Linked DNA regions of Homo sapiens: region 1 is linked to region 2. Evidence: read pairs that join two places in POLR2A ChIA-PET (ENCODE). Cell type or tissue: A673. All regions are shown on one strand. Each heading gives the region's core, and the rest is flanking DNA. Links, peaks and the distances in the headings are about the cores only.

Region 1 (16,404 bases), core at 5,574-13,573, 87 kb after region 2:
AAGATTATGTTAGGCCTTTGGGAAAACTCAAAACTTTATGAAGACCTCAAAAAATTATGCAAAAATGACCCTTCAATGGTCATGCTGCAAGAGTCAAATGACACTTCAAACAACTGCGGCTTTCTATGTTGTGCAAATGCATTTGTTGTTTTAAAGGTCGTAAAGTCAGGGTACACGTGGCAGATACTTATGACTTGGAGGAAGACGTTAGATTAGATTTGAAACTTTCACTGAATGATCGCATTTCATGCTTTTCATCTGTACATTAAAAAGCCAGAATGTCTTTGCCAAGAAATTCTAGCATAAATAAAAGAAAAGGATGGGATTTTGGAACATCATGGTAGAATTCTTGACTATCAGCTTTATACAACATGTCTGGACATTTAGTGATGGAAATGCTGGATTCCAAAGGAATGTAGGCAAAGGTACTACTACCCCCATGCTCTTCAGAAAACATCCTCTAAAAGCAACAGTGATGATCAGATACTGTGGGGCAAGACTGACAGTGACACTCAAGATTTCCACTCTTCTCTTTAATCATATATTTCCTGTCATTCATGTGCTACAAAACTCTGGAATATGCAAAGCTCATTCAAATGCAAAACCAGCCTTTGCTCCAACATGAGCATATATTTTCATTTAAAGACAAATCAGATGTTTCATTTGATTTTTTTTATAAATCTGATAATAATGTACATTTAACCCGTGTTTACAACCAAAATAATTAATCTCTCTGAACCCTTTGTTTTTCCTGTCTCTATCCTCCACCCTCATTGCCAGATAAATAACATCTGCAACCTGATGTGGCATATTGAACTTTGTTTATACTCACACAAACACGTATAAGCATCCCAGATACACATATACAGGGACTGTATCTGTCCTTGTTGTTTTTATAGAAATTGGATCACATTAGACATATTTTCTGATGACTTTTGTACATTATAGTTGGTCTTCACAGTCAATAGCTCCAAAGCTATCTTATCTTCTAAAATAGCTGCATAATATTCCTCAGTATGGATATACCAAAAGATATTTAAACCATTGCCTAATCAATGAATATCCTGGTAGTTTCCACATTGTTTTTTCCATTTCCACTATAGTGGAATAAACTTTCGTGTTCAAAAATCCTAAACTGGTGCTATATTTCTATAGAATAGAGGCACAGATGTAGAAGTGTTACCCTCAAATCAATATGCATTTAGTTTTGAAAAACAGACACTGCCATATTATTTTCTTAAAAAGGCTCTACAGATTCACATTTCCAGCAGCAATGAGTGTCTCAAGCACCTTTTAAGTGGTAAGCAGCTTACCAGGGGAGGTGGCCTATTATTCTATCAGTGGCTTCAGTTGTTAGGACACCACGGGTCAGCTGTGGAGATACGGTTGTGGGGCAGGTTGAGTTCAGGACACATAGAAGATTGCCAAAGGGTGACTATTATTACTTTGAGACTCTGGAAAAATTAGCCAGGAAACAGAGACAAGAGGCTCAGGGTGCAGCAAAGCAGCCAAATCAGGATGATAGTGTTTTCTTTGGAGCAGATATACTAATGGCCAAGGAACTCATAAAAAGATGCCTAATGTCATCTCATTAGGGAAGTGCAGTCAAAGCCACAGCATGATACGTCTTCACACCCACGAGGATGGCCATAATCAGAGAGACAATAACCAGTGGTAGGGAAGATGTGAAAAAATCGGAATGCTCATGCATTGCTGGTAGGAATGTGACATGGTGCAGCTGCTTTGGAAAGCAGTTTAACAGTTCCTGGAAAAGTTAAACATGGAGTTACCCTAAGACCCAGCAATTCCATTCCTAGGTAAGCAAGAAAATGAAAACATATGGCCACACAAAAACTTGTACACAAATGTCCATAGCAGCATTTTCATAATAGCTGAAAAGTGGAAACAACCCAAATATCCATCAATTGGAAAAAGGAAATCTAGCATTTGCATATAATAGAGTATTAATCAGCCATAAGAAGAAACAAAGCACCGATCCATGTTATATCATGCTTTATACTTGGAAGCATGGTACTAAGTGAAAGACGCCAGACACAAAAAGCAAAATATTGTATGATTCCATTTATATAAAGTGTCTAGAATAGGCAAATCCATAGAGGCAGAAAACAGATTAGTGGTTGCCAGTGGCTGGGAATAGGGAAAAAACTCAGCGCTAAAGGGTAGGGAGTTTTGTTTTGGAGTAATGACGATGTTCTGGAATTAGACGTGGAACGATTGCACACATGGTGCAAATATCCTTAAAATCACGGAATTGTCACTCTAAAAGGTGAATTTTATGGTAGGTGAATTGTACCTCAATTTGTAAAAAGAAGAATTAGATAAATAAACAGCAACACAGCACCAAGGGGTGGGGGTAGGAAACAGACAACAAATAGGAGTGAAGAGTTCACAGGAAAAGACATGCAGCCAGCTTTTAAGCAGAAGAAAAGATGTTTGGCCTCATAAATAGTAAAATAAAAGCACAATAAAATTATGACACTTGGCTTTCCCTTGCCAAATTGGTTAAAAAGGAGACAATTGATGACCCCAGTGGAAAGCGTATAAAAAAAGAGCAGCTGTGGCTGGGTACGGTGGCTTAACGCCTGTAATCCTAGCACTTTGGGAGGCCGAGGTGGGCAAATCATGAGGTAAGGAGTTCAAGACCAGCCTGGCCAACATGGTGAAACACTGTCTCTGCTAAAAAACAAAACAAAACAAAACACCAAAAAATAGCTGGGCGTAGTGGCGGGCGCCTGTAATCTCAGCTACTTGGGAGGCGGTGGCAGGAGAATCATTTGAACCTGGGAGGCAGAGGTTGCAGTGAGCCGAGATTGTGCCACTGCACTCTAACCTGGGCAACAGAGTTCAGAGTGAGACTCTGTCTCCCCCAAAAAAAAAAAAAAAAAAAAAAGAACAGCCATATAGATCGTCGGTGGGAGTGTAATTTGGCCACTTCTTTGGAAAATAGCTCAGTAATATCTATTAATACTTAAAATTTCACAAACACTGTAAGTCTAACTTCCACTTCTAAAATGTTATCCTAGAAATAAAATTGCATAGGGGTACAAAGGCTTACGTATGGAACTATTTGCTGGACTACTGTAGTTGTGGCAAAAAACTGGAAATGACCTAAACGCTTATTAGTAGAAACCTGGTTAAATAAATTATCATATGTCCTTGAGGACACAGGGACACAAAGAGGGGAATGACAGGCACTGAGCCTACTTGAGGGTGGGAGGAGGAAGTCGATCAGAAAAAATAACTAGTGGGTACTAGGCTTAGTACCCGGGTGAAAAAATAATCTGTACAACAAACCCCCATGACATGAGTTTACCTTATAACAAACCTGCACATGTAATCTGAACCTAGATAAAAGTTTAAAAAAATAAATAATCATATGTCCCTACAATGAAATATTCCACAGGCATTAAAATTCCCCAAGGAATTTTAGTAAGGAAAGAAAAAGCTGTGCCCAACAGCACGTACAGTATGTTTCCATTTGTTTTTAAAAAATGGTGTCGGGAGGTTGAGGAGACAACTTATAAATAGACATGCCTGGGATACCTCTGGATATAAGAAACTGTAAAGTATTTACTTCTAAGGAAGGAAATTTGGGATGGGGCTTGGGGAGCCATCAGAGTTAGGGTGGGGATTTTTTCTCTGCCTTATCTTATTATGTATATCGCTCAGAATGTTTGCTATGTGTATGCACCTACCCCATCCATTAAGAAATGAAGAAATAATGAAAAGAAAAAATGAAAGTAGGGAACTAGAAATGAGAGGTGGGATTCAAAGTGGACTGAACACTTGACCTATTTCCCAATTTGCCTAGGGCTGGCCCAGCAGCGAGGCAGGTTCTAACCAATGAGCATCAGCTTTGAATGGAGGGGCTGATAGGCCAGGTGGGCCCTGCTTGCTGAGAGTGTCATGGCCTTAGGGACATCTCCATGTTGCAGAGTCTGAGCCTCTGCTTGGCAAATTCAGAAAATCCAGCTTTTCTTTTTATATCACCTGGAGCTGATGTAACTCTCAGAAGGCATTTTTAAGAGGACTCATGAATTAACCACATAGCCAACTTACTGGCTTAAGACTACGTGACAGAAAGCTGCAAAGGGGGCCAGCCACTGGTAACATCCCACCACTGTCCCTCTCTGTGGAAAACACAGATGGGATGCACATTGTGACGGGCAGGATGCCTGGAGAGCCCACAAATCTGCAAGCACAGCTGAAATTGGTTACAGGATTTCAATGTTTCATTGCTTGAAGCTATGATAACTTGATGATGATGATGATGATGATGATGATGATGACGATGATTTTTTTTATAGCCATCTTTTTAGAGGGATTTGAGGTAGGGAAAAAAATAAACCTCACACTATCGGAGGTTGCCAACTATGAGGTCTGCTGATGGTTTGGCCAACACAGTGTTTATATTTTTTTGAATTGGGAAATTTCATTTAAAAGTCCTAAAATCAGGCTGTTATTGAAATATCTTATTATTGGCTCAGGGTTTCCCAGGGCAGCCATCCTTGAAGCTGTGTGGAGCCCTATAAACAAGGACGCTTTCCAGTTCCCTGCAAACTCCATTTCATTCAGAGCCTTGAGCCAGTTCTTACATGGTCCTCAGACTTGAGCTAGTGCAAGAATACCCGGGAGGGGTTGTGGGAACAGATAGCTGGGCCCCACCCCCAGGGAAGGGGGTGTTTCTGACTCAGGAGGTCTGGGCTCCGGCTACAGAAACTGCACATCTAACCGGTACCCAGGTGATGTGATGCTGCTGGCCCAGGGACAACTCTGCGAGTCACTGCTATTGGGCACTGCTATTGCACCCACACAAGGAGGCAGGCTCTGCTTACATTTTTCAGTTCTTGTTCCCAGAAACATTTGCTCTTTGGGGTATGCTTTGCATATAATGGATCCTACCCACTAATACAGTATGCTGCTTTTATTGATAAACTTCCAGAAACTTGAAGCGCACCTTACCATTTCTTTGATCTCGCTGATTATTTTTATTTTTGTTAAATGAAAATTGTTGGTAAGTTCTTTTTGGTGTGGTAAAAGGATATGAAAAGCTGATTTTAAAAAAATGTCCACTCTAGGATTAGAATTGTAGGTGTGTTTATTCTATTTCAAGATCTGGTTAAAATGCACCTTGAGGAAAAGAATTGAGTGCAGCTGTTGTTATTTCTCAATGCTGTTTCTCTTTTCATGTTTTTTTCATGTTGTCTCTTGGTCTGTCCTATCTCTCTTGGTCTATCCTCCAAGACAGAGATGAGTGATCTTGAAACCCTGCCCATGTTTTTATCTTTGGAGCCCAACTGTGCTGCCTTGTTTTCTTCTCCATCCAAAGAGGCAAAGAGAAAGTTGCATATTACTCAACAGCAGTTGCATGACAGTTAAAATCAGACTGTATGAGTCATGGAACAGTAAGTTGTGTCCAGAGTATCTGTCATGGTAAGTACAAAAAAGTCCTTAAAAATTTAAAACAGAAATGCCAATGTTTTATTTTTGAAAAATGTGAAGAAGAAATTTTCCGGCCGGGCGCGGTGGCTCATGCCTATAATCCCAGCACTTTGGGAGGCCAAGGTGGGCAGATCACCTGAGGTCAGGAGTTTGAGACCAGCCTGGCCAACACAGTGCAACCCCATCTCTACTAAAAATACAAAAATTAGCCAGATGCGGTGGCACGCGCCTGTAATCTCAGCTACTAGGGAGGCTGAGGCATGACAATCGCTTGAACCCAGGAGGCGGAGGTTGCAGTGAGCTGAGATCATACCACTGCACTCCAGCTTGGGCAGCGGAAGGAGACTCTGTCTCAAAAAAAAAAAGAAAAAAAGAAATTTTCTAAGTGTATTCCAAATAACTTTTAATATTGGATAAACATTACGAGTTTAAAAATACTTATGCCAGAGGAGTGCTGTGACTCGTGCCTCTAATCCCAGCAATGTGGGAGGCCAAGGAGGGACAGTCACTTGAGCCCAGGAGTTTGAGACCAGCCTGGATAACAAAGGGAGACCTCATCTTTACAAAAAAACTAAAAAATTAGCCAGGTGTGGTGGTGTGTGCCTGTGATCCCAGCTACACAGGAGGCTGAGGCAAGAGGATTCCTTGAGCCCTGGAGGTCAAGGCTGCAGTGAGTGATGATCATGCCATTGCACTCCAGCTGGGTGACAGAGCAAGACCTCATCTCAAAAAAAAAAAAAAAACAAAACAAAACAAAAAACTTACGCCCAGGTAAAAATTGTCAGAGAAAAATAAGAAAAAAACTGAATGCCCAAAATTAGCATAATGGCTGAATGAATTATAGTATGTCTATACCTTGAAGTACATTGTAGCTTTAAAAAAAATGAATTAAAGTTATACCAGTTGAATTTGGAGTTGAGATGGGGAAGATTATTACAATTAAAAAAAAACAAACACTATTAATGGATGTGCTGGGAAATGTCTGTATGGGGCTAGTTAAAGTAAATTAAAATAAAGACCAGACCTGAAGAATCCCTGAGCGGACAAAGCCTGTTAGACCACATAAATGAGCTAAACCTTGCTTGATTTGCAGACATAAGCAAAACAACTCGAACTGTTTCTTGTAAATGCCTATGCTAAAGAAAAACAGAACTTGAGCTCAACCAATCAGAAACAGTCAACAAACTTAAAATTATATAACTGGGTACCTTCCAATGAGATGATCAAATAAGGCAACTGTGTAATTGTAACACATCAAACACATTTTATATTATGCCTCTGCATTTTCCCTTAATTCTGGCATGTAATGCTTTGTCATCAAAACACTAATTCCCTTTTGGTTTTCTTTTCTCAAATTAATGAATTGCCTCTATTCAGATACACTCTTTGAAATTTTATTGTGTCTCAGATTTGTCTTTTACAAAGTATAGAACAAAGAGAAAAATATGAAAGAAGAAATATTAGGTTGTTAGCTTGGGTGTCCTTGGAGGGGGTAGGGAAGATGTGAGATGAGGAAGAAGCCAATAAGAAAAAGAAAAAGACAGGTTTCACCAAAACAACAATAACAGAAAATATGATTGCATTTATTCATATATGTTAATTGGTATGTATGTAAGTATATATGCATGTAAAAATAAAATACAAAGAATTAAAATGCATACTAATAGTTATTTCAGTTATCTATGGCTGTGTAACAAGCATCCCCAAAATGATTGACTTAACCACCATTTTATTAGGTCATGATTCCATGCATTAAGAATTCAGGGCCGGGTGCGGTGGCTCATGCCTGTAATCCCAGCACTTTGGGAGGCCAAGGTGGGTGGATCACGAGGTCAGGAGTTTGAGACCAGCCTGCCCAACATAGTGGAACCCCGTCTGTACTAAAAATACAGAAGATTAGCTGGGTGTGGTGGCGGGCACCTGTAATCCCAGCTACTTGGGAGGCTGAGGCAGGAGAATCACTTGAAGCTGGAAGGCAGAGGTTGCAGTGAGCCAAGATCATGCCACTGCACTCCAGCCTGGTGGACAGCGCGAGACTCCATCTCAAAAAAAAAAAAAAAAAAAAGAATTCAGGCAGATGCCAGGTGCAGTGGCTCATACCTGTAATTCTAGCACTTTGGGAGGCTGAGATGGGCAGATCACCTGAAGTCAAGGAGTTCCAGACCAGCCTGGCCAACATGGTGAAAACCAGTCTGTACTAAAAATACAAAAATTAGCCAGACATGGTGGCACGTGCCTGTAATCCCAGCTATACAAGAGGCTGAGGCAGGAGAATCACTTGATCTGGGACGTGGAGGTTGCAGCAAGCCAAGATCGTGCCACTGCACTCCAGCCTGGGTGACAGAGTGAGACTCTGTCTCAAAAAAAAAAAAAAAGAATTCAGGCAGAGAGAGGATAGGATCAGCTTATTTCTGCTCTATGATGTCTGGAGCCACAGCTGGGGTGCCTTGAAAGGATGAAGATGGCTGGGACGGCTCACACAGGGACATATGTCTGGAGCTTTAGTTCTGGCTATGGGCTGGTTCCTATGGTCCTTCCTCATACGGCATCTATTAGCTGAAATGCCCATGATGTCTTCTTTAATCACAGGTCTGGTTCCTGGACTGGGATGGCTGGAATATTTGGGAACTGGCTGGGTACCTCTCTCTTGCCTCATGGCTTCTTCATGTGACTAGCTTGGGCTCTCTCACAGCATGGCAATCTCAGGGTAGAACTTCTGATATTGTGTCTAGCCTTTCTCAGAGCTAGTGTTGCAAGAGACAAGGCAGAAGCTCCGAGTCTTCTTAAAAGGCTTCTTGAAAGTCCTGTGTCATCCCTTCTACTACATACTGTTGGTTATATAGGACCAGCCCAGAGGGGACTACACAGGGGTGTGAATACCAGGAAGCATGGGTTATTGCGTGGTGGGTTGTATGTGTGCATCTTTGGAGACTATCAACCACAATAATGCAATAGGGAAGATAATTTTATCTAACAGGAATTCTCCACTAGACTTTTTGGTGAGAAAAAGCACTGAGTTTGAGAAGGATGAGATTTCCCCAGGGCTCTTGCTCACTCCCAAGGAAGACAGAGGCACAAGGAGCTGTTGGGCCATCTGGGAGAGCCAGTGTTCAGAACTCTCTGTTATTACTTTAGACTCAGTGGTGATACAGTGCAATGGAGGGAAAGAAGAAAGGAGAGTGCCTGTGAGTGTTACCAGTGGAGAGTTGTCCAGGTTCTTGGTGTTTTGAACAAAAAAATTGGACAAAATGCACAAAGCAATGAAAGCACAGATTTATAGAAATGAAAGTACACTCCACAGAGTGGGAGCAGGTTTGAGCAAGTGGCTCAAGAGTGCTGGTTACAGAAATTTCTGGGGTTTAAATACCCTCTAGTGGTTTCCCATTGGTTACTTGGTGTATGCCCTATGTAAATGAAGAGGATGAAGGGAAGTTACAAAGTTATTTACTTGGTGTACACCCTATGCAAATGAAGAGGATATTTCCTGCCATAGCTGAAGTGCAGTTACATCCATAGTTGAGCATAGAAAGTTGTGGGTTTTCTGCTTGATTTAGTTCTAGGAAGTCCTTAGCTTCCCCGCCTCCAGACCCTATTCCCCTACCTCATGAGGATGGGGTGTCTCACAGAGTTTCAAGGTGGAGAGTTGAGGATAGGGAGCCTCTTGAGTGAGAGACATATAGCAATGTGAGGAGAGAGAAAAGTGGTGTTTAGGATGTGAGTTAGATCTCCTTAATGTCTTTTGAAAGGCCAGAGTGAGGATATGAACTACTTTCCTTTGCTCAATTCTAATAATTCTTTGGAATCACCTCTGGCAGACACTGTTTGTGGCCTGCCCAATAGCCAATCGTCTCCAGCCCCAACCATGTATTATTATTATTCACTTGCATCTCAAAGAGATGCTTGATTCCCAGTATCCCATGCAGCTGGTATGGGCCATGTGATGTAGCTCTGGCCAATAAGAGGATGCCTACATGGTGGCAGAGGCTTCAGGGAAGGATCCTCCTTCCTCGCATAATACAAGGAGAAAAAAAAATGGTGGCAAAGTTTGGCCTTTCCTCTCCTGCTTTTGGATCCCATGATGTAGAGATGTGATGTTTGGTTCTGTGACAGCCATCTTGTGAGCAGGAGTGACACAATTGGCTCATGTACTTGGTGTTTTGATGAGGCTGTCAGACTGCTGTACCAAATTTAGAACTGCCACCTCCAGACTTCTTGCTCAAATTAAAAGTGCTATTTACTTATCCAGGGTTGCATTCCTTGAAGCTGAGTGCAGCAGAGTCTGGGAACTTGCCCTTCGGCCTTATTATTTTATTCCTCTGCTACCACTGGCTTAATATGCCACTGTTCATTGATCAACCATTTCTAAGTCTTTAGTGTATCTCAGGCCTTGTGCTGAGCTCTGGGACCCTCATAACAAGAAAGGATGGCAAGCGTCCTGCTCTCAGGGACTTTTACTTGAGTTTGGAAACAGATAAAAAATAAGATCAATTGGAGGGAAATAGTGGACACTAGGAGAACACATGTATTTGCTCCCTTCCAGACAAGTGCTGTTGCCTATATTTTTTACTACATCAGGGAGCTATGCTTTTTGGCATCAGGTCTCCCATTCCACTTTGACTAGGCATTGATATTGGCAAATGCTTCTCTTCTCACTCATTATGTTATTGGCAGGAGCACTTTTCTCAAGTTAGAATTTTCAATCCAATAAAATGATTCCACTTACATCTTTTTTTTAAGAAAAGCAAAATTAGTCTATTCTTTTTAGGAACAATGACTAGGAGCAAAAAAGGAAAATACTAATTTTAGAAACCTTTTATCCAGGTCAAACATTCCTTCTGTTTCTGGAAAATGACGTGTCCTGGCAGGGAAGGCATGTCTTAGTCTCTGCCATACGTTAGCAGTGAGGCCTGAGAACTAATGTCATAAATTTGCTAGAAAGGAATCAAAGAAGGCCAAAAATCAGGCATTTTTATTTCTCCAAAGATCTATGAAGTTTTAGGCATAAATAATATGCAGGTGGGAAAATCTGGTCAGGTGATATGTCAGGGAAAGCCAATGGTAAAGAATAAGTATGAAAATAGCCTCTACTTTTTTTTTTTTTTTAAATAGAGATGGGGTCTCTATGTTGCCCAGGCTGAACTCAAACTCCTGGACTCAAGCAATCCTCCCACCTCAGCCTCCCAGAGTGCTGGGATTTTAGGCGTGAGCCACTGCACCCATCCCAATAGCCTCTACTTTTAGTTTTGCCCGGACTCCTTTATTTCAGCACTTTTATCTTGTGCCAGCTGCTGTTTTTAGAGCTCCCCTACAAAGTTCATACTATTATTCCAGTTTTACAGATGAGACTCAGAATAAACTTCCTTGCCAAGGTTGTACAGCTAGTGAGTGGCAGAGCCAAAACCTATGCTTGGGTCTGTTAGAGTCCAATGCTTGAGAGGATATGGTTCCATTTCCGATTGCTGTAATGAATTATCCCAAATGCCCCAGCACAAATATATTACAGTTCTGAAGCCTGTAGGTCAAAAATGGGTCAGCTTCTAGAAGCTGTAGGGGAGAATCTATTTCCTTCTTTTCTCTGGTATCCAGAGGTCACCTACATTCCTTGGCTTGTGGCTCCATTCTCCAGCTTCCAGTCCAGCAGTGTAGCATCTTTAAGCCTCTCTCTCTTTGTGACATCTGCTCCCATAATCACACCTTTTCCTACTCCAACCCTTCTGCCTCCCTCTCATGAAGACCCTTGTGATCACACTGGGTCCACCTGGATAATCCAGGATAATATCATCATCTCACATTCCTTAGTCACATCTGCCAAGTCCTTTTGCCATGTAAGGTCACATACTCATAGGTGCTGAAGATTAGATGTGAGCATTTGATGGGAGGAAGGGCACCGTGCCTTGTGCTGGACTCTTAGCTATAATACTCTGTGGTCTCATACATGAAGAAATTGCATAAGTAAGTTGCACTCCCTAGTGTATGCACTCTCAGTGGGGATGGTATTAATCCCAAGAGGGCGAAAATGGTTCTATGGGAGAGGATGAACAAAACTCATTCTTTTTACGTATAGAGCACAGATACAGTACATACACAGATACACGTCAGTGATATTACAATTTCATGAATGGGATGCGCTTAGCTCTTAATGCATTACCTCGTCTAGTCCTGGATGTCACCTGCGAGGCCAACGTGTCATCTCACTTGCCCACCTGCCTTCTTTGCCCTGGCCGTCCACGCTCTGCCTCCCCTTGCGTCCCTCCCCAACACCTCAGCTCTGCTTGAGTGAGAAGATGACTCTGGGGTCCCCCTTGAGAACATATGTGCCTTTTAAAACTATGTTTTTGTTATTGAAGAACAAATGTTAACTAAATCACATCAGCATTAGCTGCACTCTCACAGAGCTTGGTTTTATGCTAATACTGGCCATCTATCTCTTTAGGTGGGTCTTTTGCAAAGAAACAAACTAGAAAACAACTATATTCTCAAGGTGGTAAAAAGCCTTTTTAGGTATTTCCTTCCCAGAATCTCTAGGCTTAGGCTTTCTCTTCTCTTTTTAGCTTTTGAGTGAAAAAGGTAAGGAGCAGCCGTCATTCTCCTTTCTTATTGGTGGGAAAGTGATTGTTGCATATTAATAGGGGTTGTGGCACCTCCGTGGTAATGTTTCACTAAATGGAACAGCATATTCTCTTTCTAGGATGATTAATTTTGTGTGGCCTGACAGTGGTGTGTGGGACTAAATGTTCTGTCCTTTCTAACTGCCTGATCTCTGAGCCATGGGAGATTGAGTTTCTCCTTCACAATCCACCAAAGTTTGCATGTGAACAAAACAGGGGATCTCTGTACGCAACAGGAGGGTGATGTGCTCAACTGTGAAGTGTGGTCCTACTTGAAGTTGTCTGATTCAATGAGATGCAATAAATTAACATACCACATGTATTGGGGGGAGGTGAAGAGGTACCAGATGACAGTCTCCTGAGGTCTCCCTCTCTTGGGCAGTATATGGGAGGAATGGGCTGACAAAATAGCTAAGAGATGTCATCTCTTCACAAAACACCTCCCCATCACATTACTTTCTTTTGTGCAGACTCCTCCTGCCCCCAGTGATGAATCCAGAGGAAGCAAAAGAACTGGTTGAGCAGAAGACACCCTTCTAACATAGCAAATGATCTTTCCCCCCATTCTTTATTGAATTTATTTTTTTTCTTTAGTTGATGTGAGCTGCTTTTGACTATGCTGGTTTTTTTTTTGTTTGTTGTTGTTGTTGTTGTTGTTGTTGTTGAGATGAGGTCTCTGTCTGTCTCCTAGGCTGGAGTGCCGTGGCACGATCTTGGCTCACTGCAACCTCTGCCTCCCTGGGTTCAAGAGATTCTCCTTCCTCAACCTCCAGAGTAGCTGGGATTACAGACGTGTGTCACCACGCCCAGCTAATTTTTGTATTTTTAGTAGAGACGGGGTTTCACCACGTTGGCCAGGCTGGTCTCAAACTCCCAACCTCAGGTGATCCACCTGTCTCGGCCTCCAAAAGTGCTGGGATTACACGCGTGAGCCACTGCACCCAGCCAACTATGCTGATTTTTAAAAAACTTCATTGTACCTTAACAGCATTTACAAAAATCAGATTTATCTGATTGAAGTATAATTCACATACAATAAAATCCACCAACTTTAATAGCACAATTCAGTGCATTTTGACAAAATATGCAGTCATGTAGCCTCCACCATGATGAAGGTATAAAGCTTCTCCATCATTGCAAAGTTTCTCGATGCCCCTCTGCAGTGAGTGTCTCAACCAGCCCCAGCCCCTAGCAACCACTGATCTACTTTCTGTCACTACATTTGTGCCCTTTCTAGAATTTTATATAAGTGGAATCATGTAGTATGTTGCCTTTTGTGTCTGGCTTCTTTTTCGTAGTATAATAATGTTGAGATTCATCCATGCTGTTGCATTGATCAGTAGTTCCTTCTTATTTATTGCTAAGGAGTATACCATCTGCTATAGCCTGAATGTGTCCCCCAAAATTCATATGTTGAAACTTAGTTACCATGTGATCATATTAAGAGGTGAGGCCTTAAGGAGGTGATTGAGTTTAGAGGGCAAAGACCACATAAATGGAATTATAGACTTTATAAACGGACTTGAGGGAACTAGTTAGTCCCTTTCCTGCCCTTCTGTCGTGTCTGCCATCTGAGGACACAGCATTCCTCCCCTCTGGTGGGCACAGCAAGGCGCCATCTTGGAAGTAGAGAACAGGGCCCTCACCAGACACTGAACCTGCTGGTGCTTTGATCCTGGACTTCCCAGCCTCTAGAACTAAGAGAAAAAAATTTCTACTTTTTATAAATTACCAGATCTATGGCATTTTGTTATAGCAGTACAAACAGATTACGAGACCATTGTACGGATATACCCTAATTGGATTATCCGTTCTTCTAATGATAGATATTTTGCTCTAATAATTCTCAAGATATTTTTGGGTTCAAATAAAACAACTATTTGAAAAGGATGGAGACAAATTGAGGATACTAATTTAAACAATTGCATTTTGGCAGAACAAGCACATAAGCCTCTCACCCAAAGTTTGCAAGCAAATGTGTTTGTCTTAGTGGCATTGCAGGTAAATCACATGGTATGTTGTTTTAACATCATTAGCAACCTACTCCAAAACGGGACACTCAAATAACATCTAAAATTGGTGAGTTAAGCTAGAAATATAACATAAGCAAAAACTGAGACATTTTGATTTTTTAATATATTGTTACTTAAGATGAATAATAATACCAAACTTTTGAGAAAGATCTCCAATCCACATGGATTGTATTACTTAATGTTTGTTTGATATCAAATTCCCATGGTGGTTTGCTCTTACTAAGAAAAAGCACTCTACACGATACATTTCTTTCTAGGAGGATACAGAATGTAATTTCATGTTTTAGTTTAAAAGAGGTATTTTCCCTGATTGATATCTCTCACATTGTATCGAAAGACAAATAAAAGACTTACAAGGCATAAGGGATGTAGGAAAGACTAGTTTTAACTTTTGATCTTAAAGTTCCAAAAGATATGTTAGGCAGAAATAATACAGTTAACTTCAAATAGCAATGGCAGTCTTTATGTCAATTGACATTAAATCCAAGACAGAATAACTTTCCTTATGTGTTTACCACATGCCAGACACTGTTCTGAGAGTTTTAGGAGTATCAACTTATTTAAACCGTACAATAACTTAGAAGCTTTGGTCCTATCATTATTATAATTCCCATTTTACAGATGACAGAACAAAGAAGCTCAGAAACCTGCCCAAGCTCACATATTGGAGCCATGATTCAATGTAGCATTCCAGCCTCTTTGGCTGTTTGCTTAGCCATGGTACCATTGCTGCTTCTAAATAAGCCTTCATAGGAAATATTATTGGATGCCAATGGTATTAGTCTGTTCTCAGGCTACTAATAAAGACATACCTGAGACTGGGTAATTTATAAAGGAAAGAGGTTTAATGGACTTACAGCTCCACATGGCTGGGGAGACCTCACAATCATGGCAGATGACGAAGGAAGAGCAAAGGGATGTCTTACATGGCAGCAGGCAAGAGAGCATATGCAGTGGAACTCCCTTTTATAAAACCATCAAATCTCGTGAGACTTATTCACTATCATGAGAACAGCATGGGAAAAACATGCCCCTATGATTCAATTACCTCCTACTGGGTCCCTCCCATGACACGTGGGGATTATGGGAGCTACAGTTCAAGATGAGATTTGGGTGGGGACAGAGCCAAACCGTATCACCAATGAATTGTTTTAATTGTAATTTTTGTAAGTAGGAAAAGTATAGATAAAAAGAAACCAAACAGTCAACTAGATTTCTATTTACATATTTTTCCAATGACTTTTCTATACCTCTATACATATATGTATACACCAATAGAGATCAATAGAAATGTGCATCAAAAGACATGGTCAAATAATTCTCTCTGAAGGACAAGAAAGGGTCACCCAGAATTTCACTTTTATACCCCTTAAAACTGCACTGAAAATTATAACTTAGCTAATAACCTTAGGAAAACTGCATGAGGACAACAATAAGCTTAAAAGGGGTAATCACTCTAAAGCAAGTTTCACAGGTTGAAGATGTCAATGAATAACAGGCAAAATTGCTACCTCGGGATTAACTGGGACTCTTTACAAACTCTCCAGCAGTAGCTGAGGATGTTGACAGCAAGACTGCCAGGTGTGAGGGCGAGGTACAAATAACCCATGACTCAGAAATGTGTGTTTCTTTTCCCTCGTCATGTGCAGGTGTTCACACGGCAACTGCTGTCTCAGACTGTTGTCCTACGTTTCAAGAGAAACCTATTTCCCTCCTTTTGGGAACATCTTTGTAATATACATACATATATATGAAATATGCATATATATATGTATATCTCAAATATGTGCATACATGTATGTGAGACATACACATATATGAGATATACCTATGCATATGTGTATCTCATATATGTTAACACACATGCATAATATATAAAAAACATAAATATATTACAGGTGAGAGAGGAAAGAAAAGAGAAAGTGAGATGGAGGATGGAGAGAAGGATAGAGAAGAGGCTTTCTCAATCCCAACAATTTTTCCCTATTCATTCCTTGCCCTTGCACTCCATATTAAACATAAGAAGATAATTGAAAACAAACAACCCGATTAAAAATTGGGACAAAATGAGAATGTAAACTGGCGTAGTCATTATGGGAAATAGTATGGAAGTTCCTAAGAAAGTTAAAAAATAAAACTACTATATTAGTCTGTTTTTCACACTGCTGATAAAGACATATCTGAGACTAGGAAGAAAAAGAGGTTGAATTGGACTTACAGATCCATATGGCTGGGGAGGCCTCAGAATCATGGCGGGAGGTGAAAGGTACTTCTTACATGGTGGTGGCAAGAGAAAATGA
Region 2 (16,404 bases), core at 4,501-12,500:
TAGCTGAGCTTCAGCCAATCACAGGCAACCAATTGATCAGACCATTCCCAAATAAGGCAGACAACTCATCACATCGTGACCAAATAAGGCAAACACCTCATTGTACCCAATCAGATAAGTTTTCTACTTTGCTTCCATGTTTGGCCTATAAAATCTTACTGCTCATGCCACTGGGCAGTGCTCTCTGAACCTCTTTGGGTTTTGAGTGCTGCCCAATTCATGAACTGTTCTTTGCTCACAACATAAAGTGTGTTTAAATTTGATTTGTCTAATTTTTTTAACACGTCAAATTGGTATAATATAATGTAAATAAAATCAGCCAATAATGCATTCATTCATTCATTCATTCAACAAATATTACCCAGAGCATCTGCTACGCACAAGACACTGAACAAAACTGATGATGATGTTGATGGTGATGATGACGATTACTTCTACATGCTGATTGCTCCCTAGGTCTCAGGCACTGTGCTAGGTGACTAGATGCAGTATCTCACCTGTTTCATGAACTCTATGAGTTAGGCATCATTATGTATGAACAGATAAAAAATCTGGTTCAGAGAGGCAATAATTTGCTCAAGGTCTCAGCTTGTAAAATGGAGAAGGATTGAACCTGCTGGAAGTCACATAGCAGTTCAAAAACCCTGAGTGATAGACCCGGGATCCCAGTGTGAAGAGCCACATGTAGAATTTGAAAAACTGACTGGGGCAGATGGTGTTGGGGAAGGAGAGAGCCCAGAAAGAAGAGGCAAAAAAAATCCACCTACCAGGCCTTTAAAGAAGCCCCCAAGGGACTGCTGCCGCTTCTCAGGTCTCTTTTGGAGCTTGTCCCCATTCTGCAGTGAGTTCGTGTCCACCGTGGCCTGCTCTGTGCACTGGGCTGGTTCTTTGGCTTCCTGCTTGTTGCTCTTCTGCTTGTTCATCTCGGCTGCTGACTTCTTGTCCTTCGAGGAGCCCTCTTTACCCTTCTGTGGTGCTCCTGTTGGTTCAGGCTCTGGCGGTGTGATAGTCTTTTCTGTGGAGTCTGATGTCTACAGCAATTTCAAACAAAGTACATTTTTAGTGGCTGCAGGACAACTCTCAATAGCAAGGGAATAAATATGTTAAAACAGAGATGTTCAAATGTTGGGTGGTATCTACATTTTCATGAATCCTAGGTGAAATGAATATAAAAAAAGGTAAAATGTGCACTTATGAAGTCATGGTGGGGACATTTATTTAGTTATCTAATAATTCATTAATACATTTTATGCTATCCCAGAAAGCACTCTTTATCCCTTATTCTGGAACCAGAACTTGGCTTTTCCTTGGGGAAACACCCTTCTTCCTCATCTACTCCGTGTGGTCCAGGCAAACTATTTCCACCTCCAGACAAGAGCATGTGACTTAGGCCTGACTAATCAGAGCATTGTATATGATTGGCCAGCTGTGATTGGCTCAGCATAGCCAAATGCAGATAACACTGGAGCTAATCTCAGAGCTTTGCTGAAATGAGAGAGAGGCTGGTTCCCTTTCTGTTAGATCTGAAGCTGTGAAAATGTAAGACTGGAGCTTCCAGAACCACCAATATTTCTAGGGAAAATCTCCCCGAAAAGGAAGCCAACACAGAGAAAATCACAGCTGAGAAATGGAGAGAGAGAGAGAGAGAGAGAGAGAGAGAGAGAGAGAGAGGGACCAGGCATTGATGGTATCATGCGTGCCTCCTAGATCTAGCTGTTCCTGGAGCCCTTTTATGCTTAAGCCAGCTTTGAAGGGGCTACTCCCACTTGCAACCACATGCGAGTGTTTTCCTGGGGATGCCCATTCTTTTCTTCATAATTACATCTACCCTAATTTTTGGTGTGAAATTGTCCTTTTGCTTCATGAAATGGTGGTAAAAGAGATGATTGTTTTATTAGTTTGGAATGTATATCGTTTTTTGTCAAACTGAAAGGTTTACAATCCCACATGCTTCCAATAATTTGATGAGATGAGGCTGTAAAATCCAAAAATCTAGTAAATGCAGGCTGGGGTAAGAATAACCATGTGGATATCTTATTTCTCCAGCTGCAAAAGCAACAAAGGTCCAAAAAAATATTTCTCCAGTATAAGAAAAGCACCAGTTCAAGCAAGGCTGGCTTTGATGTTGGGGAGAAAATTTAGAGCAGGGGAGACTGAATGTTACATGCCCTGTCCAAAGGGCAACAGTTGCTCTGATCCAGCCAAGAGATACCACGTAGGCTTGCAGCCCCAGTGTGGTCAGAGCTTCTGTTGTTTCAAGACAACCTTGAAATTAAATTTTAAAAAATGCAAAATGTCAACTTTTAAATATTGACTTCAAAAGTTTTAAAGCCCTGATTGTGGCAACTGGCAAACACACTTGACCCACCGGATACATGTGTATAAGCATGATTCATGAAGTTATGTACTGTACCCAGGTAAAAAGTTCTACAACAAGGTAGCAGCTTTGATGGAGAAGGCATCAACTGTAGGAGAACTTTCTTTTCACACCAGTGAATCATGCACGCCCCTTAGAAGTAAGCGGGAAGACAAACAGCAGAGACTCCCCGGTCCAGAAGGCCTCCACCGGTGCTCTTCAGAGGGCAGAAGTCCTTGGAGAAAGAAGCAACAGGCATCCAGTGTACCTTGAGAAGCTCTTCTGTAATATATGTCTTGAACACTTCTGGCAGACCCCAACTGTCAGAGTTGCAGCAAATGCTAAGATATGGATGTCCAAGTACAATAGATATCCCAGAGCAGATACTCTCCTTAGAATGAAACAGAAACTCTCACCACAATGCTCTTCAGAAAGGCCAGAAACCAGAGATCCCAGTTCAAATGCCTTGTTAACTGTTTTTGTTGTGTAGAAGATTTTAAGATGCAGTGAGTGGCTAAGAACTCAGTGTCTGGAGTCAGAAGGACCTGGTTTGTTTCTAATTCCACCATAACCTTGCTGTGTGACCAAGGATAAACTGACCTCCTAGTTTCCTCATCTCTATGGGAGCAATAAAAGAAATGACACCTTATGGTGCTGTGAGAATTAAATTAGCTAAAAATGGAAAGGACACACCAGTGTTCTCAAGTCTGAATCCAAGGCTCCGGAAAATAAAATTCCCAATTGGATTCTGAAAACACTCCTAGGTGGGATGTTTCTAGCTTATTTGGATTTGTATGGATGTCATTCCAATTTTAGAATCACCAAGATTATTGGCATAATTCCTTCACTGTAAAATTCCAGACAAAATATACCATCATATTTAAGCTTGTCTTAAAAGCTTAAATATGAAGAGTATAGTAAAAAGCAATATATTTCCTGTTTAAAAATGTAGGATAAACCAATTATTATGGAAATAAAAATACAAAAACATATTTACAGTCATTACCGTCCATTTGTGAGTGTGATATGGGCAACATTATAAGATGGAAATTCCCTATCAGCAGCATAATAGTAATAGTAACATATAGACACTGTTAACAATAGAGTTGTGCCCCCACCCCAACGCATATGTTGAATCCTTAACTCCCAATGTGATTATATTTGGAATAGGAAGTAATTAAGGTTAAACAAAGGCATAGGGTGGGGCCCTGCCCCAATAGGATTAGTGTCCTTATAAGAAGAGACATTGGCAAGCTTATTCTCTTTCTCTCTCTGCCGTGTAAGGACACACAAGCAAGAAGGTGGCCATTTACAAACCAGGAAGAGAGTCCTCACCAGGAACCAAACCCTGCTGATTTGGTTACTCCTTAATCCTATCCTTTCCAGCCACAAGAACTGCAAGAAAATAAATTTCTGCTTTTAAAGCAACCACCTATGGCATTTTGTTATGGCAGCCCGTGCTGACTAATACAGTAGCTAACATGTATTGAGCCCTCTATACCAGAAATGTTCTAAGTGTTTTACATGTATTGATTCATCTAAGTATGACAACCCCATAAGGAAGTACTTTTCATAGCTCCTTTATATAGATGAGGAAACTGAGGTGCTGACAGATTTGGCAATTTGCCTAAGTCACACAGCAAAAAAAAAAAAAAGTGGCTGAGCCAGGATTTGAACCAGACAGTTTGAGTCTACCACTCATTCTTGTAGCCACTTCTCTATATTGTCAAAACTACTAGAAGAATATTTGATGCCATTTTTTGTGGAGGTGTATTTTTAAATTAAAAAAAGAGTGCAGCTGCATGATCCTATTTAAAAAAAGGAACACATGTAGTTATAAATATGTCATAGCTATGTTTCTTTAGAATAAAGAAAATAATGAAAGCAAACTGTGTGACCCCCCGACTCCATGTCTTTATTCTGTTCAAGACATAGATTCTAGTACTTGCCAAACACCATGCAAGGTGATAGAGAAATAGAAGAAGGAGACTTCTTGCTCCACAGACATTCCAGACAGACATGAGAAGAAACAGGGGAGATAAATGAATTATTACAATTTGTGATGACGCTATGAAATAAAAGAACAATATGTAGTTATGAGAGGCAGATATGGAAGGTCTTTTTGAAGAGGTGACATTTATGGCAAAAAGTGAAGGGTGAGAAGAGATTTTTAATGCAGAAAAGAGGGAAGCACATGTGTGAAAGTTTTTTGATAGGATAAAGCTGAGGAACTCTAGCTTGTTCATGCTTGTGTCTGCAGACCCCAACATAGTTCTTGGCATATAGTAGGTGCTTAATCCTGAGATATTAAATGAGTTGGCTGTGGCTGAGAATTTTATTGAAAAGTATACTGTGAAGAAGTGAGAATACACCACTAATCCCACCACCAAACTGAGTTCGAGGTCACTTACTTGGCAGCTGGAGTCTTTCCCATTTATTTCTTCTGAGTGGGTGATCCCTCCATCCCCTTTCACTGACTAAAATAACAAACAGACAATGGCCTTCAGCCACAAGTACAGTGACGTGGAGAATGCAAGAAAGTTCTGAAATGGATGATCTCAGTCATTTATCATTGAGGTTTGGGGTCAAGACAAATGGAAGGCCAACTGGAAACATGTTACTCATTGGATATAGAGATTTCCATGCAATTTCTAACCAGATCTAATTAAATTCAAGTGTTGGCCTCCAAAAATAACAACAAAAGTACTAAATCCTGGAATTAGGCAATTCTGAGATAAATGATGACGGTTCCAATTAATGTTGGAAGCAGGAGATAGTTGAACATATTAAATGAAGACTGAATGAACAATTGACCCATGAGTAGCCTTCCACTGGGAATATTTAGGCTGTGGGTGTTTTATTGTTTTTTTTTTTTTCTCTCCTTGATAGAGATATGAGTTTTGTTTAATATTTCATTTTCCACCCTTTAGCACCCCCTATAGCCAGCAACACCAGTGACAGGGATAAAAGGGGTTGGACTTGACTCCTTAAACTCCACACTCTAAGCTAATGGTTCTAGAAGTATGATTCCAGGACCAGCAGCTTCAGCATCACCTGGGAACTTGCTAGAAAGGCAAATTCTGGAGACCCAGGCTGGATCTAATCAATCAGAAGCTTTCAGAGGCAGAGGCTCAATGATCTGCATTTTAATAAGCTCTCCAGGTGGTGCTGAGGATTGTCTGAGTTTGAGTACCACCGCTCTCAGCAAGTTGGCCATATACAGGTTCAGACTCATGCTGGGGTCTGTGGTTTTAACGGTGCATTTAGTAATGTCCTATGCTTAGTGCCTGATACCTAAGAAACCTGGTGATAAAATGTTCGGTTCTTATCAACAACATTGACTCAGGTCTAATTCCCACACGTTTGATCACTGCTTAATGTCTCCTCTTCCCAGCTAAGGGAGGAGTATAGAGAGCAGGGTTTCAGCCATATGGGGCAAAGAGGAAGACTCCAGATTCCACTGTTATTTATGGCCATGGCTGTTCTCTTAGCAGACCGTAAGAATCCACAACACATGCACTAAGAACAGCCAGAAACATTGAAAGCACTCAAATACTTTTTGACTGATTAATATTATGTATCTTTGTTGTCTGAGCTACGGTGTTCACATTAGAGATAATACAAATTATTATTTATGAAGGATAATTTTTAGTGGAGTGCTTACTAAGTGCTGGGCATTGTGCTAAATGAGATAATAACTTGCATTATTTCATTTATTCATTATGTCAGAACCTTAAGATAGTGGAATTACTTTATTTTTCAGACAAGGAAATGGAAGCTCAAAGATACTAGCATCACCATGGAACTAGCAGGTTTGAGTGCCAGTGTTGGACAGCAGGCAATGACTCCATATTCCACACTCTAAACCACCTCCCCATACTGCCCCTAGAAGGCAAGAGGCACCACTCAATCAATAAACGTTTATTGAGCATTCACTGTATGAAGTTGCTGAATGTTAGATTAAACAAAATGATAAAAGCTTGGATAAGATGGAGGATGACCAAACTCAAATGTGGATGTTTATGGGATGTCCCCTCATCAGGAGTCAACTGTGCTCTTCTTTATTTTTGATATTATTATTGTTTTTAAGAGACAGGGTCCCATTCTGTCACTCAGGCTGGAGTACAGCGGCACAATCATCATTAACAGCAGCTTCAACCTCCATGGTCAAGCAATCCTCCTGCCTCAGCCTCCCAGATAGATAGGACTACAGGTGTACACCACCATGTCCAGCTATTTTTTTTTTTTTTTGAGAGAGAGTCTCACTCTCTTGCCCAAGCTGGAGTGCAGTGGCATGATCTTGGCTCACTGCAGCTTCTGCCTCCCAGGTTCAAGAAATTCTCCTGCTTCAGCCTCCCAAGTAGTTGGGACTACAGGCGCCTGCCAACACGCCCTGCTAATTTTTGTATTTTTAGTAGAGACAGGGTTTCACCATGTTGGCCAGGCTGGTCTCAAACTCCTGACCTCAAATGATCCACCCGCCTCGGCCTCCCAAAGTGTTAGGATTACAGGCGTGAGCCACTGTGCTTGGCCCAGCTATTTTTTAAAAAATTTTTTTGCAGAGACAGAGTCTCACTATGTTGCCCAGGTTGGTCTCGAGCTCCTGGGCTCAAGTGATCCTCCAGCCTTGGCCTCCCAAAGCACTGGGATTACAGAAGGGTTGTGCTCTTTTTAATATACTGCTTAGTGTGAAAGAGGTGGTGTCTGGAAGTTCCGTGTACTGAGGAACATCATTGGTGCAGGTTTCACTAAGATTGACAAACAAAGATCAGACTGTCCTCTCCATAAAATTTAGATCTGTCTACATGGAAAGTGGGTTTTTCCTTCCTCCGTGCCTTGTGCATTGTTCTACAAAGGCCAGTCTTGCTTGAGAAGGTTTAGAAAAAGAAATGAACTGTTGGCTATTTCTTCCCTCCTCATAACCAGCTCTGTCAGCCTTCCCATCACACCCAAAGCTTTGGACACGTAAGGATTTCATTCAGCCTCCAAATTCGGGCTGTGTCGTAAGAGCCCTTCCTACTCAAGCCCATTCCCAAGTGGCCTTTACACTGTGGCTTTGGATCATATCTGTCAACCTTTGGGAATGTTGAGCAGCAAAAAACAAACAAATGCACAAAATGGCTTTTTAGGCAAAAACCGAATGGACATGAAGAGTCACGCATGAGCACTCCACCACCTTCTAGAGAATAAAGTTCTCTCACTTGCCCCCTAGGAGACAGGAATTCTAAACTTCCCGTTAGTTGTTTCAATTTGGCATTCATTAGGGACTCTGTCAATTTAAGGTTTCAATTTGCTTTCTTTCCCCCCATTTCTTTGAGAGCCCTTGGAGAAGAATTGGGATTGAATCAGAAGGCTGTGTTGACAGCAGCTGATCTCAGCTGACATCATGAATCATGAAAACAGACCTCCAGGCTGTCAGGGAGATTACTGCAACAAAGTTCAACTTCTTAAAAAAAAAAAAAAAAAAAAAAAAAAAGAGAGAGAGAGTATCTCAAACTTTTCAGTGATTTTTCTTTATTGCTTATTTTGAGGCATGTAAAGCTGTATGTATGCAAAGGTGACTGAAGTTTGGGTTTACACTTAGAATCTTATTAAATCCATCTGAAGTCACTTCTGTAGCAGCAGTTATTATTAATAACAACTGTTTCCTTCCTTCCTTCCTTCCTTCTTTCCTTCCTTCCTTCCTCTCGTCCTCTCTCTCTCCCTCACTTCCCTCCTTTTCTTCTACCCTTCTTTCTTTTTTCTTTGCAGAGACAAATCAGAATAATTCATGTTGAACTCTGTATTCAAAGGAACCATAAACATAGAAACTTATTTTTTCCAGCTGTCAAAAATAGCAAAGTTACTGTTTAAAGAGACTAAAATTCTTCCAGAGACTATTTAATACTTTGAAGAACAGTTTAAAGACTATGAAGTAATTTCAGAGATTTTCCAGTGTGATATTGAGCAACTTTCTTCATGGAGTTAATTTTTATTCATGACAGTCAAAGGTGAAGTATCTCAGGGCATTCAGCCTGCAGTGTTGAGATGGAATCTACTTGTGGCATTCACGCCTTGTATATTAATGAAATCATTTTTTATTTCTTTCATCTTGTCATGCATTCCTATAGCTTGATACTCTGAGGAATGTTTGAACCATCTCCAATGTATATCACTTAGCTATTCAAAAATCTAGCAAAAGTGTTTGGTGGTCAGTTCACATTTCTTTGAAGGGAATGTTAATGTATTTTGATGGCAATATAATTCAAACACAATTGACATTTAAAAGAAAAAGAATTGGGCTGAAAATTTAATATATGGTGACTATATCTGCAATATTGTTTATCAGACCAGTCTCATGAAAACAAATCCAAGAATGGGATCTACTGAAAATTTCTAGGATCAACAAAGGTAATGGATCTGAGCTTAGTATTTTACCACAATGCTCACTTGAAATGGAATTGGACTAGTCAGGCAAAATTCCCCAGCCAAGGTAAATTTTGTTTTAGTGACAAATATATTTAGAAAACCTATGTGCAAGCTTTAAGTAAGCCATATATTAATTTTCTTCTCCTTTCCCTTATTGTCATTTTAGGTAAGTGCAACAGCTCAATGCATCAAAATGGTACTTCCATAGAACACATTACTAAAGAAATCACAACAATGGAGCATGTGGTTGTTCTACCTTCGTATCCTTTCTGAGAATACCAGCTGCAGAAGCACAGGAAGCAGCAATTACACATGAGTCAAAGGGTGAGCTTTAGAACAACAAAATGACAACAAAACAACAAACTGAGTTGGAATTCTGGCTCTCCCGCTTACCAGCTCCCGGACCGTGGAAAAATCCCATAAATACTCACTAGTCTCTGTGTCCTTATGTCCATCATGGGGCAGAGAGAGCACTTGTTTCCTAGAGTTCTCTATTAATAAATGAGATACTGCGTGCAAAGTGCCTAGCAGACAATAAATAAACGGTAGCTCTCATTGTTGTTACTGCCGATAACTGAAAAGTGCTGAACGACTACAGAGACCCTCTTAGGGTAGAAAGGAATGCAAGTCATTGGTAGGGACAGGAATTGACCAAATTAATGCTTCCTTCAGAAATCTTTCCTTAAAGAGCAAATCAGTATTAACATTTTAATGCTCAGAGAAGAATTTCATATGGAAGACTTTCGGTTTTCTGTTTTGTAACTACCGTCACAGACCACCCTCTTTCCACCTCCAATAGTACATTTCAACAGATTTTGTTAGACTTACTAGATTGAATGTAATTAATTTAAAAAACCCTCTGATTTCATGGCTGCCTCCTCATTTGGACTTTTAATTTACCCATTATTAAAGCTCACAGTATTTCTCTAAGCCTGAGAACATTATTCCAACAAAGATTTTCTTACAAATCTAATGGTCCAAAGAAAGATATGAGGAGGAGTAAATGAAATAAGGTAGGTGAAAATAGTTTGGAGGAGGAAAGCATTTTCAAGTGTAAGGTGTTATTAATATTGACGAAGTATAAAACTGTATCTAGATCTACCACCTTTCTGGTTTCATTTGCCTACCTGCTTTGTGGACACATGAATGCAGTATTCTACCCACTCACTTTATAAAAATACACCAGCACTTCAAATATTCAATTTCTTGACATACAGCTGAATTAATATGTATAAGAATCTTTTCCTATTTAGGGCATGACAGATGTCTTAGATATTCCTCGCAATTGTTTAAAATCCTGCAGGAGCCCGCAGGATTTCTGTGAAGTGCTACATCTCTATGTGTTGAATGCACTGTTAGGACTTACATGATTCTGTTTTCCTTTCCCTAAAATATAGTTATTTTAAAAATGATACTTTTCCTATTTTTATTTATTTATTTAAGACGGAGTCTCGCTCTGTCGCCCAGGCTGGAGTGCAGTGGCGCGATCTCAGCTCACTGCAAGCTCTGCCTCCCGGATTCACGCCATTCTCCTGCCTCAGCCTCCTGAGTAGCTGGGACTACAGGCGCCCGCCACCATGCCCGGCTAGTTTTTTGTATTTTTAGTAGAGACAGGGTTTCACCGTGTTAGCCAGGATGGTCTCGATCTCCTGACCTCGTAATCCACCCGCCTCGGCCTCCCAAAGTGCTGGGATTACAGGCGTGAGCCACCGCGCCTGGCCTCTATTTTTATTTTTATGAGCAGTAAATTTCTAGAGAGAAAAAGATCTCTAGCTGGATGCAGTGGCTCATGCCTATAATCCCAGCACTTTGGGAGTCCGAGGCGGGTGGATCACCTGAGATCAGGAGTTTGAGACCAGCCTGGCCAATATGGTGAAACCCTGTCTCTTCTAAAAACACAAAATTAGCCAGGTGTGTTGGCATACGCTTGTAATCCCAGCTACTCGGGAGGCTGAGACAGGAGACTCACTTGAACTCGGGAGGCAGAGGTTGCAGCGGGCAGAGATTGTGCCATTGCACTCCAGCCTGGGGGACAAAGCGAGACTGTCTCAAAAAGAAAAAAAAAAGAAAAAGGAGGGAAATGCAAAGGATAGAAAGCAGAAAATCAATGATTTGGTGAATCAAAGCATAGGTTTTGCAGCTGAGTTCTCTCTTCCATTAAATCAATTATTTAAACAAATCGATATTTTGCTAACAATATCCAAAATTTGTCTGAAACGTTTATTTATTTGGCTCAACATCCCCAACCGCTCAAAAAACCCTTAGCGATGGGCCAGATGTTGTCTCTATTTTCAAGCTGTTAGGGCAGGTTTTTTCTTTCCTGCATAAATCCGAAGACTTTGAATCAGTTTGGAAGCTATGAACATGTTACTAAAAAGTATTTCCTAAGAATGATTGCTAGAGCCAACTTCCAGAAATCTACCCAATGGGGACATTAACACATGTGCATAGAAGTAAGTGTGTGAGGATCTTCATACAGGCTTGCGAAGCAGCTGAAATAACGTGGGTGAGACACTTGGTGTGTGCTCACTGAATATGAGGATAGAGTTAAAACTAAATGTCTGTTTTATTCTCCGCCGGGGGAGACTGCACCTGTTTACGCTCACTGTTGTATCCCTTGTGCCTGGAACATAGTGGACACTCAATAATTATTTGTTGAAAAAGTGAATGCATGAAATGCAAAAAGTTGAAAACATACCACATGTCCATCCATTGAGCAATGGTTAACCTGAGTATGATAAATCCAGACAATATGATTCAAATAAGTTGTTCTAAAGAATCAGGCGGTTCTCTATCAGGGATTGCAAACTCAAATACCCACAGGGAAAGGGCCGGTAACATAAATGAGTGAGCTAGACTGGGTGTGGCAATAGGGAGTGGTAGGGACTTTAGTAAGCTGGAAAACTCTTCATTTGTTTATTTGAATTAATCACAGTATAAATATAGTGTTGTAATGAAGGCAAAACAGAAAAAAAGACGATAATTAGAATACCTGGAATTTTAAAGTAAATTCCAACAATCAGGATTTAAATTTTGCAAAGATAATGTTCGTGTTCCCAGGCCTTTTCGTGGGCAACTGGTAATAAGAACAATGGACAGCATGGAATCCAATTCTAAGAATCCATTGGGGATTGCTGGGGAAAAGTGTGTCCTCACCTACCTTCATCCCTATCCTATAGCGAATTGATTCCAAAGGACGCTTTTCTTTTCAATTTGTTTCCCTCAGAATTTAGACTTACCCATTTTCTACTGCCAAAAACTTTTCCCAAACAGCATCTAACAGATAGCTCTGGGGGATAAATTTAAGTAATATGAGACCTCATTAGAATTTAAGAATTTGTTTTAGATGGATGCTGTGAGTGGTTTAGAGGTTTTTTTTTTTTTCATGCTTTCTTTGGAGTTTCTTGTACTTTTCCCTGTTTTAAATGAAGGAGCTTCATGTTGGTTATTTGGAAGAGACCATCATTCTATTTACTGTTTTTTTTTTCTGTACCTCTCAATTCCATCCAGAAATGGAAAAGCTGATCACTCTCAATATTATGATGAGATATTTGGGGATCCCATTTGTAAGTTAGATGAGTTGCCGGAAACAGGCCAAATGTTCTTTTCTTTCCTGGCATCATGTAAAAATTGGTTTTAAAAAAAATCTCAAGTCTTAATCTCCATTTTCACTGCCAAATTGCAGATCAAATGGCCAATGAGATAGATGGGGTTTTGGCCATATGGGCCGCCCACAACTGATTCTACACTTTTTACTCCATGAGAATATAACAGGAAAAGAAAATGATTCCTGTCAACAATTTCTAACATAATTATTTCTAATATGCCTCAGTTCCCATTGGCAAGGGTTTTGTTTTGTTTTGTTTTGTGGGCTAGATAGAATTCCTTAACAGGTTGAGCCTGTGAAATTAGAGAGTTGCTTTCTCAAAGGATTAAACTCCAAATACTCCTGAAAATAAAGTCACACTATAATGAAATTCTTGTTTTTCATTAAAAGAGAATTAAACTAATGACCTTTTACATGCATTTTTGTTTTTTGTTCTCCAACTGATTTAGGTTTTGTTGCATTATATTATTTAAGCTCCTGGCTGTTTAGTCATTTAATGTGCATTGCTTTTTATAAACAGTAAATATATCTATCACATTCTTTCTATTCTACACAAATTAAAAGCATGGCTAATTCATCAACTAAGTTATATATTTCACTATTGGAATATTATGTTGTCATTTCCTTATTTAATTTATCTATAAGCTAGTTTTGTCCAAATTTGTGTCACTCACGTCACCTTCAGAATTTTTGCCATATCTTTATATAACTTGGACTATTTGATACATAATCCTTAAAATGCCTGATATTCTTTATGTAAACAAATGTAATTCAAAGAAAACCTCATATCATTACCATAATAAGAAAAGCAGTATCATTGACCACCAAGAGAAGGAAACTTTAAAAATAAATAATAGTAAGCAATAATAGTAACTTCCAGTTAGATGCTGTTGTATGCCAAAATTTGGACGCAACCACAATTAAAAGGCCGAAAAAAAGAAATAGATGTTGGCGTGGAGGTGGTGAAAACGGAACACTTTTACACTGTAGGTGGGAATGTGAACTAGTACAACCACTATAGAAAACAGTGTGGAGATTCCTTAAAAAACTAAAAGTAGATCCACTATTCGATCCAGCAATCCCACTACTGGGTATCTACCCAAAGGAAAATAAGTCATTATCTGAAAAAGACACCTGCACACACAGGTTTATTGCAGCACAATTCACAATTGCAAAGATATGGAACCAACCTAAGTGCCCATCAACCAATGAGTGGATAAAGAAAATGTGGCTTATGTACACCATGGAATACTACTCAGCCAGAAAAAGGAATGAAATAATGTCTTTTGCAGCAACTTGGATAGAGCTGGAGGCCATTATTCTAAGTGAAGTAACTCAGGAATGGAAAACCAAATACTGTATGTTCTCACTCATAATTGGGGGCTAAGCTACGAGGATGCAAAAGCATAAAAAATGATATAATGGACTTTGGGGACTCAGGGGAGAAGGTTGGGAGAAGGGTGAGGGATAAAAGACTGCATACTGGCTGTAGTGCACACTGCTCGGGTGACAGGTGCACTAAAGTCTCAGAAATCACACTAAAGAACTAATCCATGTAATCTCAAATCACTTGTATGCTCACAACTATTGAAATAAAAAAAATTCCAACCCAAGGGCACCTCTTTTTTTGTTAAAAAGTGTTAGCAGGCATTAAAGAAGGGTTAAAGAATATTAGCAATAAACTGAGACTTTCTGTATGATTGAATCAGAAGGAAGAAAGGGAATTTTCTCACTATGCAATCCATATTCCATTCACATTCCATACACACCAGCTACAATTATGTCTCCTACTACCTGTGGCATGAGCCCATTGTTCCCAGAAGCCGCTCTAGGTATCTTAGGTTTCCTATACTGGAAGTAAGGGGCTTACCATTTGTCTGAGAAACGCCATCAGAGAGGTTCTTGGTTTGCTTTCTTCTCTTTTGAGTTTCGCTTCTGTGGGTTCAGGTGCAGCATCTCCTTCGTTGAGGTCCACTGTTTGTAAGGCTGATTCTACTTCCTTGGACTTTATAATCTCTACTGGTGACTCACACACCACCTGGATTATTTTGCCAGGTAATAAGAAAATGAAAAACAAAACATTCCCCCAAAACATGTTTTACAAAGTGGGGTCCTTGTTGCCCCCCTGTCCACATAGTAGCTACAGTTTTGAATCTATGACCATTTCTACACAGGCACATCTTGGAGAAGTAATGCTTATGTTGTACAACGCACCAATTTCCAAGCTCAACTGCCACATTGACATGGAAGTGGCAAAATCCCTTCCCCAAGGGGAAGAACAGATAAGAGGTCCTTTTTGGGGACTGTCATTCAGAGCATGCTCAATACCCAATCAAATCTAGTAAGCCCACCTCTTTAATCTGCCACGTAGGTGAATTACATTTGGCCTGTCTAGAAACCAGGAATAATCATTTTCTTAAGAGTCCAACGTTAGAGACGGTAACCATGACAGCTTCCAGTTCTCTTTCCAGTTCCCCTGCAACTATAAAGAAACTGTCCTCTTTGTAGAAAGGAGAGTGTAAAAACCACTGAATTTAATTGACTTCCTCATTAAGCGATATCTAATTTTTCCCTAGAACAGTCATTTGCCATTTCACTTAATTGAAGTTTATGCTTTCAGAAGAAAAATGAACTTGGCAAGAAACTGATGGCTAAGTTGTTCGCGGCCCTGGCCACTGTACCTAGTGAGCTCGATTTCCTCTGCCTCTGAGTGTCTGTGGCGGCTTGGATGGAAGGGCCCATCTACCACACTCTGCTCTCAACTTGTGTTCTTTTGCAGTGCCTCACTCCATTTGTACAGGGCCCCAGTCACATCTGGGACAGTTTCTGCATTTGTGTTGTTCCCTGCCACAGGACAGAGTGAATTGGCCAGGAGAGGTTTTTTAATTTCCTTTGTTTCCTCAGGCAGGGGCTGGCAAAATACTACCAAATCCAGCTCAGTAACTGTTTCTGTGTGGCTCCTGGGCTAAGGATAGTCTTTACCTTTTAATTTTATTTATTTATTTAAGAAATGAGGTCGTGCTACGTTGCCCATGCTGGCTTTCAACTCCTGGGCTCGAGTGATCCTCCTACCTTGGCCTGCCACGTAGCTGAGACTATCAGCACACGCGACCACGCCTGATGGATTTTACGCATTTAAAGCGTTGGAAGAAATATTTTAAAAGATAAAATGTATGGGATGGAGACCACAAATGGCCTATGAAGCCTGAAATATTTACTATCTGGCCCTTTAAACCACATGGCTTTCATCTGCTGCCTCCCTGGAAAGTACCATAGAGTCAAAGGCATCTTCCCACTTGTCTTTGCTGGGCCAGACCCCTAGCTTCTTGGAGCCTTGTTCTTGGTGTCAGGGGGTAGGGGAAGGGGACTTAGTTATTTCCAAAAATATCGTCTGCTGAGAAACTATTTTCTTTCCCATCATACAGAACATACCATTGGTTTGCAAAATGACCCGAATTTTCCAAATCGAGAAGAACCCTTAGTCTCTGTATTGCCATTTGATTCAGGGAGTTGCCCATCAGTAAATCAGCATGCAGAACACCCCAACATTTGGCAACTAAATCACATTTCTTAAGCTAAATTAAATTTCTTAAGCTACTGACACAATTTCTAGTATTTTCTTTTTTGTAAACAAAAACGGAAGTTGGGGGGTTACAAACTCAAAAGTCCTCAGGAGGCAAGGCAGAGAATATCAGCATGGATTGACCAGACCTAAGACCAAAAGTAGTGACAGGGATGATGACAAAGTAAAGTCAAGCTGTCCCATCTAAAGATGTTAAATGATTAAAAATGCTGGATTGGCCAAACAAAACCTATTTGTGAGGAAGGGTCTGCTGCTGGGCTGTTGGCTTTGGACCCCAATCTATCTTTAGGAAACGAGGTGGAGACTGGAGCCATATCAGAGACTGAGAATGGCAATAGAGCATGGACATGGATTTCCACATTTTGAACTGATTTAATTCAATCGCATTTCCGAAAAGTAAGTGTGAGCCACAAGAGCCCTTCAGGTGAGGCTGAAATATAGGCAATCTAA

Evidence for each region. ChIA-PET counts read pairs that join two places held together with the same protein. Peaks named below come from ENCODE experiments on the same cell type or tissue, not always from the same donor. Only the 100,000 strongest peaks of a DNase experiment are listed, where the experiment ranks them.
Region 1: POLR2A ChIA-PET joins it to region 2 with 10 read pairs; 5 of 35 experiments call an interaction of 5 or more read pairs at or near these places.

What each region holds. Positions count from the first base shown.
Region 1 is chr20:54,039,021-54,055,424 of GRCh38, forward strand. The region is part of intron 3 of BCAS1 (brain enriched myelin associated protein 1); the gene reads right to left. Among named protein-coding and RNA genes, the nearest start is that of MIR4756, 21 kb to the right of the region's middle. In A673, for the core only: no CTCF peak of the experiment used is centred there; no DNase peak of the experiment used is centred there.
Region 2 is chr20:53,952,665-53,969,068 of GRCh38, forward strand. BCAS1 (brain enriched myelin associated protein 1) reads right to left here. Exons shown (of 13, transcript NM_001366298.2): 10 at 14,242-14,409; 11 at 4,768-4,833; 12 at 768-1,031. Among named protein-coding and RNA genes, the nearest start is that of BCAS1-AS1, 45 kb to the left of the region's middle. In A673, for the core only: a CTCF peak has its summit at 5,276; DNase peaks (open chromatin) are centred at 8,007, 8,047, 8,167 and 9,107; H3K4me3 peaks cover 1,810 bases; H3K27ac peaks cover 6,110 bases.